Linked DNA regions of Homo sapiens: region 2 is linked to region 1. A link is a contact called in ENCODE Hi-C or POLR2A ChIA-PET data. All regions are on one chromosome and are shown on one strand. The core of a region is the stretch at or near the end of the contact, and the rest is flanking DNA. Distances in the headings are between cores, read along the strand shown. Region 1 overlaps LINC00189 (long intergenic non-protein coding RNA 189). Region 2 has its middle 27 kb from the start of CCT8.

Region 1 (4,451 bases), core at 1,047-3,546:
TTGGGTTCTTTCCCTGCAAAGTAAGGCAAAGCAGACACAAGAGAGGACTTGAGCTTACACTCATTTTGGAGGAAAATTCCTTGTGATGCTACCCTCCCCACATCCCTGGAGCCCCCACCCCACACCATAAACCTGATCCTTGAAATAATTAAAATCCACTTCTACAAAAGGGAAAATACTAAGTAGATTGATTTTAAACCTTCCACAGTAATGCAGTATGTATCAGGGCAACAGTGGTGTTGGATTGATACTAGGAGAGAAATTCAGTCTTTGCCAGAGCAGTGACTTTATAGCCAACTCCTCATCATGTCAACCTGAAATAATCTAAAGGGTCAGATTCCAATTTTAGAGAGTTTATTCAAGCAAAAAGCTGGGAATGGCCATTTCTGGATGCTCTGTCCCAGAGAAATGGGGGTAGTGCTCTGAAGTTAAAAGCTAAATTCTCTTTTATATAGGAAAAAGCAAAGAAATTTAACAAGATTACAACATTTTCAATACAGGGCCAGTTTATGAGTTACAACAAATTAATCAGTTTCTTTTCTTTTCTTTTCCATGCAGCTTGTTTTCTTTTCTTTATCGCTCCTTTTCATTTCCTTTTGATTTTAAAAGAGTGTGCTTAACATTCCATCTTGAGGCATTGAGATGGCCATAAAGTTTTTGTGTGAGAAGAAAGAGGTTAATCTATAATGAAAGTCAATAGTAAGAGGGAAGGGGTCTCCTCTGGCATCCTTCACTGATATGGACAGGAAACAGGGAAATACTGGGTAGAAGGGGGCGGTTCCCCAACAAACGGCCCACCCTCAAGCCTGAAGACCGGCAGCCCTAAAGGAGGACAGGCATTTCTGTTTTCATGGCCAAAATTTGCCTTTTGGCCTGCCATGCACCCCCCATCCTGCCCCCATACAAACCCAAGACCTTAGCGGGCACATACACAAGAAGCTGGACATCAAGACCAGCAGACCAGTGGACCAGTGAACCAGCAGACCAGTGACAGTGGAACAATGCAGCAGAGAAAGAGAGAAAAGGAAGGATGTCTGGACTCATAGGGGAGCTTGGCCAGGGGTGGCTGGAGAAGAGTTGGGCCGCTGGATGCCCGACTCCAGGGAAAGACCACCTTCCCACTCCATCCCCACTTCTGCCTCCCCATCCATCTCACTGAGAGCCACCTCCACCACTCAATGAAACCTTGCACTCATCCTTCAAGCCCATGTGTGATCTGATTCTTTCAGGACACTGGACAAGAGCTTGGGATAAAGAAAGTTGTCACGCTGGCCCCCTGCCCTCACAATAAGGCAGAGGGTCCGTTAAGCTGATTAACACACAAGCCGTCTGCAGACAACAAATCTGAAAGAGCTTTGTAATACATGCCTACATGGGCTTCGAGTGACACAGAGACCCACCCCTAGACTCTGCCGTGGGACAGGAGCCCAAAAGTGCTTGTACTGGCCTCTGCACCTGCCTGTCTGCATGCTCCTCCTTTGAGCTTTGGGGCGACCAAGCAGGTGAGCTACACCTGTCGCACGTCCTACAACCATTCACAACATTTTACAAAATAATGTAGGTAAGGGAAAAGACAATTCAGACAATCAAAAATATTACAAAAAGTTCACAGCTGCCTAGTTTACAGCTGCCTGTCTTGTGACTCAGGCCCCATAATTCACATTTCCTTATGGCTCAAAATAATTTAGAGTTCCAACAGCTTAGATTTTGAATCACTTATTTTCACAATCACAAAGCATAGTAGGAGTCCCAGAGAGAGAGCATAGCTCACACATAATCCAAAAGTCTTTTGTAGCCCATAGTTTCAAAATCACTCTCCCCAAGAAAGGTGAGGAAAGCTGGTATCATAGAAACCAAATGGGCCCGTCTGAGTTTCATTTCCCTCCCGCTGAGAGGTAATGATGAAACACCATACAAGTACTGCTTTGAAAAGCACCTGGATTCCCCAGGTTCTTTTAGATTACCTCATGGGAAATAAAATAGAAACAAATTTAAAACTATAACTAGGTTGGTTTTTTGTTTGTTTGTTTACCAGTTAAGACCTTAGGTAGGTACATGCTATGGGCTGAATTGTCTTCCTGCAACCTCCGCCAAATGTATATGTTGAACTCCAAACCTCTAGTACCTCAGAATGTTCCTGTTTTGGGACATGATAAAAGAAAAACTTCAGTCGGTTTAAATTTAAAGGAGTTTAATTGAGCAATGAACGTTTCACAAATCAGACAGCCCCCAGAATCACAGCAGATTCACAAAGACTCCAGCGCAGCCATGTGGTGGAAGATTTATAGACCAAAAAAAAAAAGAGAAATGACGTTCAGAAATTGGAAGTGAGGTACAGAACGGCTGGATTGGTTAGAGGTTGGCGTTTGCCTTATTTGAACACAGTTTGAGCACTAAGCAGTGTATGAATGGTTGAAATATGGCTGCTGGGATTGGCTAGGATTTAGCTATTGTTACAGGTGCATACTACTAAGTTAGGTTTTCAATTTTATCTGCCTATTAAGTTAGGTTACGGTTCATCCGCAAGGACTCAAATATAGAAGTAGGGAGTCCTTCTCAGGCTATAGTTTGCTTTAACAGACATAAAGGCTTTAAAGAGGTAATTAAGGTAAAATGAGGTTATTGGCATGGGTCCTAATGTAATCTGACTGGTGTCCTTATAAGATTAGGACACAGACACACAGAAGGAAGACAATCTGAAGTCACAGATCTACAAGCCAGGGAGAGGGGCCTCAGAAGTCAACCTGCTGACACATTGATCTTAGATTCACAGCTTCCAGAACTGTGAGAAAACAAATTTTTGTTTTCTGAGTCACCTAGCGTCCTTCTGGCACTTTTTTATGGCAGCCCTAGTGAACTAATATAGTATATTAACTTCTCCACAATTTTAGTGCATATTTAAAAATCCACCCTTAGGGAGTTGCTTACTAATCTGTCTCTCACTTTTAATGCTTTGTTGACGTCCACATTGCATCAGAGCCATGTCAGAATAACTGAAATAATAGCACAGCCAGTCTGGAGGTTTGGGCTGTCAGATTCGTAACCCTTGATCCAACTCTGTGGACATCATCGACATGTACAGTTTGTTACGATCTCCGCTTTACAGATATGAAAAATGGGGCTTGAAGAGGCTACAATACTTGTTCGAGTTCGGCAACTGGAGAAGGGAAGGGCTAGGATTTGAACCTAGATGGCTTGAGTCAGAGGGTGTGCTCTTAACAATTATGGGACACTGTCTCCCTAAGCAGGGAGGAGAGGAACTGTGATATTGAAACTGCCTTTGCAAAATTATGACTGAGACAGTGAAAGAGATCTGACCTAACCAACTCCATCTTCCTTCTAACCTTTAAGCTGTCCTTGTCCCTTCCTGGGCATAGACCGAGCTAACTTTGGGAGGAATTTATAGTTTACAACAAAGACCATAACAGCCCTTTCCCAAAACAAGCCTCCTTCTTGCCTGGGGACTAGACTGCCTTTATAGGACCAATTAGCCACAAGATTTGAAATTATGTTTTAGGACTTACGCAGCTGGAGGCTACAGGATTCTGACCCTCCCTAAACTGCTCATAAGATTAGTGCTTGAAATATTTTGCAGATATTTTGATGGATCAGCTGGCACCACCCAGACTGATAAACTGGCTCACCTGATCTTGTGGCCCCCACCCAGGAATTGACTCAGCACAAGAGGACAGCTTCAACTTGCCATGATTTCATCTCTGACCCAACCAAGCAGCACTCTCAATTCACTGGTCTTCCCCCACCCACCAAGTTATCCTTAAACACCCTGGGCCAGGCCCAGTGGCTCACGCCTGTAATCCAAGCACTTTGGGAGGCTGAGACAGGCAGATCACAAGGTCAAGAGATCGAGACCATCCTGGATAACATGTGAAACCCCGTCTCTACTAGAAATACAAAAATTAGCTGGGCATGGTGGCAGGCACCTGTGGTCCCAGCTACTCGAGAGGCTGAGGCAGGAGAATCACTTGAACCTGGGAGGCAGAGGTTGCAGTGAGCTGAGATCGCGCCACTGCACTCCAGCCTGGCAACAGAATGAGACTCCATCTCAAAAAAAAAAAAAAAGACCTGTGATCCCCAAATGCTCAGGAAGACTGATTTGAGTAATAATGAAACTCTGGTCCCCCACACAGCCGGCTCCGTGTAAATTATTCTTTCTCTATTGCAATTCCCCTGTCTTGATAGATTCTGTCTAGGCAGCAGGCAAGGTGAACCCACTGGGTGGTTACAATATATCTGAGCTTTAGTGACTGAGAGAAAGGTTGAATCACTGGCAGAAACAGAGAAGATCCCAAAGTCTTCTTGTGAAGAGAAACGTGATGAGGTGGATGTTAGACCTGTTAATTTCAATGGAGAGCCTTCACACAGAGCTGGGAGATTCATGGCAGGGCCATGGGTGAAGAACTGGGGCTTCTCCATTTAAGGCATGGAAGCAG
Region 2 (4,451 bases), core at 1,068-3,567, 130 kb after region 1:
CAGTCTTGATATCTTGGCCAAATGTGTGATCTATGTCTTAAAAAGCTGAGATTTAGCCTTATTTCTGAGGCTTGTTTCCACCATATACTTAATTTTTCTGTTTCTTGAGCCTCAGTTAAGTCAACTGACTTGAAATTCCAAGAACGGCCTCTTTGTTAATGGAAAGCCACAGGTCTCCATGGATTGTTGTACCTTTTGTGCACTGCACAAGAAGAGGCACAGATGAGAAGTGACTGAAATCCAACCTGGACTCAGTTCGCCACACTCTGTTCCCTAAAGAAGGAGATAATCTTTGTCTTTCTTCTGCTCAAAGAGGGCACCTCTGCAAGGATCCCCACAATGTGATTCATGTGCCAGCAGTGCCCCTGGGATGTTGATTGTTTACATGATTTAGCCCCAATCTTGGTACTTTCTTTAGATCCTGACTGTGACATCCACCACATTCTCCATCTCTCAGTCACTTTCTCTGTTGGTGGGTTTTGCACACCCAGAGAGTACATAAGAATCCTTTGGGATTCAGGTGAAAAAATAATGGAACTTCTATTTGTAACTTTTTAAATCTAAAGAATGAATGAAAGTAAGTCACTATTAGTTAATAGATTAACACTGGCACATGTGTTAACTTATAAATAAATATATATATTTGAAGTGAACACTTACAAGTTTTTACTGACACATAATCAAGAAAAATTAGATACTATTGTTTTATATCATCATCTAAGTCACTGATAAAAATGTTAAATGTGGCCGGGCACGGTGCCTGAAGCCTGTAATCCCAGCACTTCGGGAGGCCAAGGCAGGTGGATCATGAGGTCAGGAGATCGAGACCATCCTGGCTAACACAGTGAAACCACGTCTCTACTAAAAATACAAAAAATTAGCTGGGCATGGTGGCGGGCGCCTGTAGTCCCAACTACTCAGGAGGCCGAGGCAGGAGAATGGCTGAATCCGGGAGGTGGAGCTTGCAGTGAGCAGAGATGGCGCCACTGCACACCAGCCTGGGTGACAGAGCGAGACTCCGTCTCAAAAAAACAAAACAAAACAAACATGTTAAACAAGACCAGGCTGAGAACAAAGCCTTCAGGTGAACATTGATCCAATAATCTGTGTGGGTGACATTATTACTTGACCCAGTATCTAATCCCAAATCAATCATTATGAAGCAGATACTCTGTGCTAGACAGCCTGGAAAATGGTCTCCAATGATTCCACTTCCTGCTTTTCACACCCATGTAAATGGCATTTTGCATGACCTATCATGCAGCTTTGTAGTAGATGCTGAGCCTGAGGTATCCAGCGAAGCCACACCCAGATTGCTGACCCACAGAAATCGTAAGATAAAAAATGTTTGCGGCCACGCGCGGTAGCTCATGCCTGTAATCCCAGATCCACAGACCTCCATCTTCCTGTGACAGACTAATTAAAAAAAAAAAAAAAGAGGGACCGGGCGCAGTGGCTCATGCCTGTAATCCCAGCACTTTGGGAGGCCGAGGCGGGCGGATCACGAGGTCAGGAGATCGACACCATCCTGGCTAACCCGGTGAAACCCTGTCTCTACTAAAAATACAAAAAATTAGCCAGGTGTGGTGGCGGGCACCTGTAGTCCCAGCTACTCGGGAGGCTGAGGCAGGAGAATGGTGGGAACCCAGGAGGTGGAGCTTGCAGTGAGCCGAGATCGTGCCATTGCACTCCAGCCTGGGTGACAAGAGTGAGAGACTCCATCTCAAAAAAAAAAAAAAAAAAAAAAAAAAAGTTTGCTGTTTTAAGCTGCTAATGTTGGGGTTATCTGTAACACCGTAATAGATAACTACTACACTTTTCCAGGTGATGCGTAATAGTTTGCAATAACCAACAACTCTGTGATCTAACTATTATCATCTTCATTTTACAGAGAAAACGGAGACTCAGAATATTTACATGACTTTCCCAAACTCAAAACAGCTAGTAAATGACAGCACTGGAAGTTAAATCCAGTGTGGCTCTGAAATCCACACTCTAACTAGCTGTATGACTTTGGGAAAGTTACTGCAACCTCTTAGTAGTCAGTTTCCTCATCAGTAAAATTAAGGACTGAAACAAAGTATTCATCTCTATTTTTCTAAAATTTCATACCCCTCCTCTGCTTTATCCGTAGCCCAAGAAGCGAACTGAAATGATATTTATACTAAGAAATGTGGAGTGGGGAAACAAGGGTTTGAAGATTACTCAATTGAGATGAAGAAAGGCAGCCATGCCGAAAACCAGTGAGGCTTGTGACTCTCCAGGGCATACGTGGCTGATGCTGACAGCTTCCTATTCATTCGGGCTGCCGCTCAGAGGACAAAGGTGGGAGGAGGAGATCCATTTCCTTTTTTTTTTTTTTTTTTTTTAAAGACGGAGTCTCGCTCTGTCGCCCAGGCTAGAGTGAGGTGGCGTGATCTCGGCTCACTGCAAGCTCCGCCTCCCAGGTTCACGCCATTCTCCTGCCTCAGCCTCCCGAGTAGCTGGGACTACAGGCGCCCGCCACCACGCCCGGCTAATTTTTTGTATTTTTAGTAGAGACGGGGTTTCACCGTGTTAGCCAGGATGGTGTCGATCTCCTGACCTCGTGATCCGCCCGCCTCGGCCTCCCAAAGTGCTGGGATTACAGGCGTGAGCCACTGCGCCCGGCCCCTTTTTTGTTTTTTTTAAATTAGTCTGTCACAGGAAGATAGAGATCTGTTTCTTAAGAGGAAAGGAAGAAGAGGTTTCTAACCTGCTCTGACCAACTGTTATGTTGCAATATCTTCACAGAGATCCTTCCAGCTGCAATAAAGATAATAAAAGGAATACAACATACTTTTGCTACAACTCAGTACACAGACTCTTAAATACAGTGAGGCTAGGCAGATGGAACATGTGGAACAAAGCAGGGGAAGGGCGTAATAACAACCATGATAACCATGGCTGTACTTATATATATTGAGATGTTTTATTTTATTATAATTTGTTGTTATTATACTGGCTTTTTGTGTGTGAGCTGTTTTGAATCTTTCAACTCCTTTAAATGCCTTCAAAAACTAGTATTTTAGCTGGGCGCAGTGGCTCATGCCTGTAATCTCAGCACTTTGGGAGACCAAGGCAGGAAAATGGCTTGAACCCGGAAGTTCAAGATCAGCTTGGGCAACATGGCAAGATCCCGTCTCTACAAAAAAAAAAAAAAAAAAAAAAAATCAATTAGCTGGGTACAGTGGTGTACACATGTAGTCCCAGCTACTTGGGAAGCTGGGGTGGGAGGATTGCTTGAGCCCAGAAAGTCAAAGCTGCCGTGAGCCATGATTACACCACTGAACTCCAGCCTGGGGGAAAGAGCAGGCCCTGTCTCAAAAAGAAAAGAAAAGAAAAGAAAGCTAGTATTTTAAACTGTGCCTCAGACCTAAAAATGAGTGAACCACTGCCCTAAACCGTGGAAGAGCAAGCCCAACTTGGTTGGGAGGAGACCCTTTCCATATGGGGTCAAAACTGTACCTGCCACTTTGGCATCTTTGAGAATTAAAAGAATAGAGACCTTCAACTTCACCCTGAGGGGACTGCTATACTCATAACTGAGGAGGCAAAGTCCAGATAAATGAGCAGATAAGGTAGAGAAAGATACAAAGAATTTCTCTCTTCCTCAAAAGGAAGAAGCCCAGTAACAAATCTCCTTCAGTGCTTAATAATGTTTGGCGAGGTAGTCTAGTAGAAAGCTTAGGACTTGGCTGTTTAAATCATCCATTCATTTCTTCAAAGGGTTTGCCACTTACTAGCTAGGTGAACACAAGCTAGTTATTTGCCCTCTCTGAGTCCTAATTTCCGCCTTTGCAAAAAGGAATTATAATACCTCCCTTTTCCTTTATTATTGTAAAGATTAAAGAAGATCGCTTCTTTGAAAGAACGGTGCACAGTGGCACAAGTAATGGAAATTCAGAAAATATTGTGTCCTTCTTTCACATTCCTTTTTTTCTCAAGAAATTTAAAACCAGTACGTGTTTTTTAAAAATCATTCCAGCTGCTCCATGGAGACCATATATAAATTGAAAGAATGGAAATAGAGGGGTGAGTCAGGAGACTATTGAAGTTGTCCAGATGGGAGATAAAAATGGCTCAGGCTCAGAGAGTAACAGTAGAAAAAAAGAGAAGTGGGTAGATTTGGGATGCATCTTAAACATAGAGTTGACAGTGCTTACTGTGGAGCACACGGAGAGAAAAATCCCTCTTAAAAATTTTATTTAGCTTATTTCATTCCAAAGAAAGGGAACTGACTTGCTGGTGCTGTGTAGACTGGTGCTCTCCAACAGAACTTTTTGTGATAATGGAAATGTCCTAGATGGTTATTGTCCAGTATGGTAGACATGAGCCTCATGTGCCTCTTGGCACTTGAAGTATGGCTAGCATGACCAAGAAACTAAATTTTTTATTTTATTTAATTATAATTAATTCAAAGTTATATAGCT

Evidence for each region. Hi-C counts contacts between places; a loop is a spot of excess contacts on that map. ChIA-PET counts read pairs that join two places held with the same protein, here RNA polymerase II (POLR2A). Pooled maps may share reads with other maps.
Region 2: a map with no recorded cell type shows a loop between it and region 1 (5-fold over the local background). The contact joins two enhancer-like sites. A Hi-C loop is called at or near these places in 22 of 37 single-sample maps with no recorded cell type and 16 of 50 pooled maps. POLR2A ChIA-PET finds 5 or more read pairs at or near these places in 6 of 52 experiments (BJ, CD8-positive, alpha-beta T cell, GM12878 and 3 more).

What each region holds. Positions count from the first base shown.
Region 1 is chr21:29,231,181-29,235,631 of GRCh38, reverse strand. All of the region lies in intron 1 of LINC00189 (long intergenic non-protein coding RNA 189), which reads right to left. Among named protein-coding and RNA genes, the nearest start is that of LINC00189, 40 kb to the right of the region's middle. RefSeq lists enhancers at 1,396-1,495, 1,926-2,105. Within about 2 kb of position 2,296, at least 6 of the 41 ENCODE cell types and tissues checked have a DNase peak (open chromatin) inside an H3K27ac peak, as active enhancers do.
Region 2 is chr21:29,098,002-29,102,452 of GRCh38, reverse strand. It overlaps a transcript of MAP3K7CL not described here. Among named protein-coding and RNA genes, the nearest start is that of CCT8, 27 kb to the right of the region's middle. RefSeq lists enhancers at 2,314-2,363, 2,191-2,485. Within about 2 kb of position 2,317, at least 3 of the 41 ENCODE cell types and tissues checked have a DNase peak (open chromatin) inside an H3K27ac peak, as active enhancers do.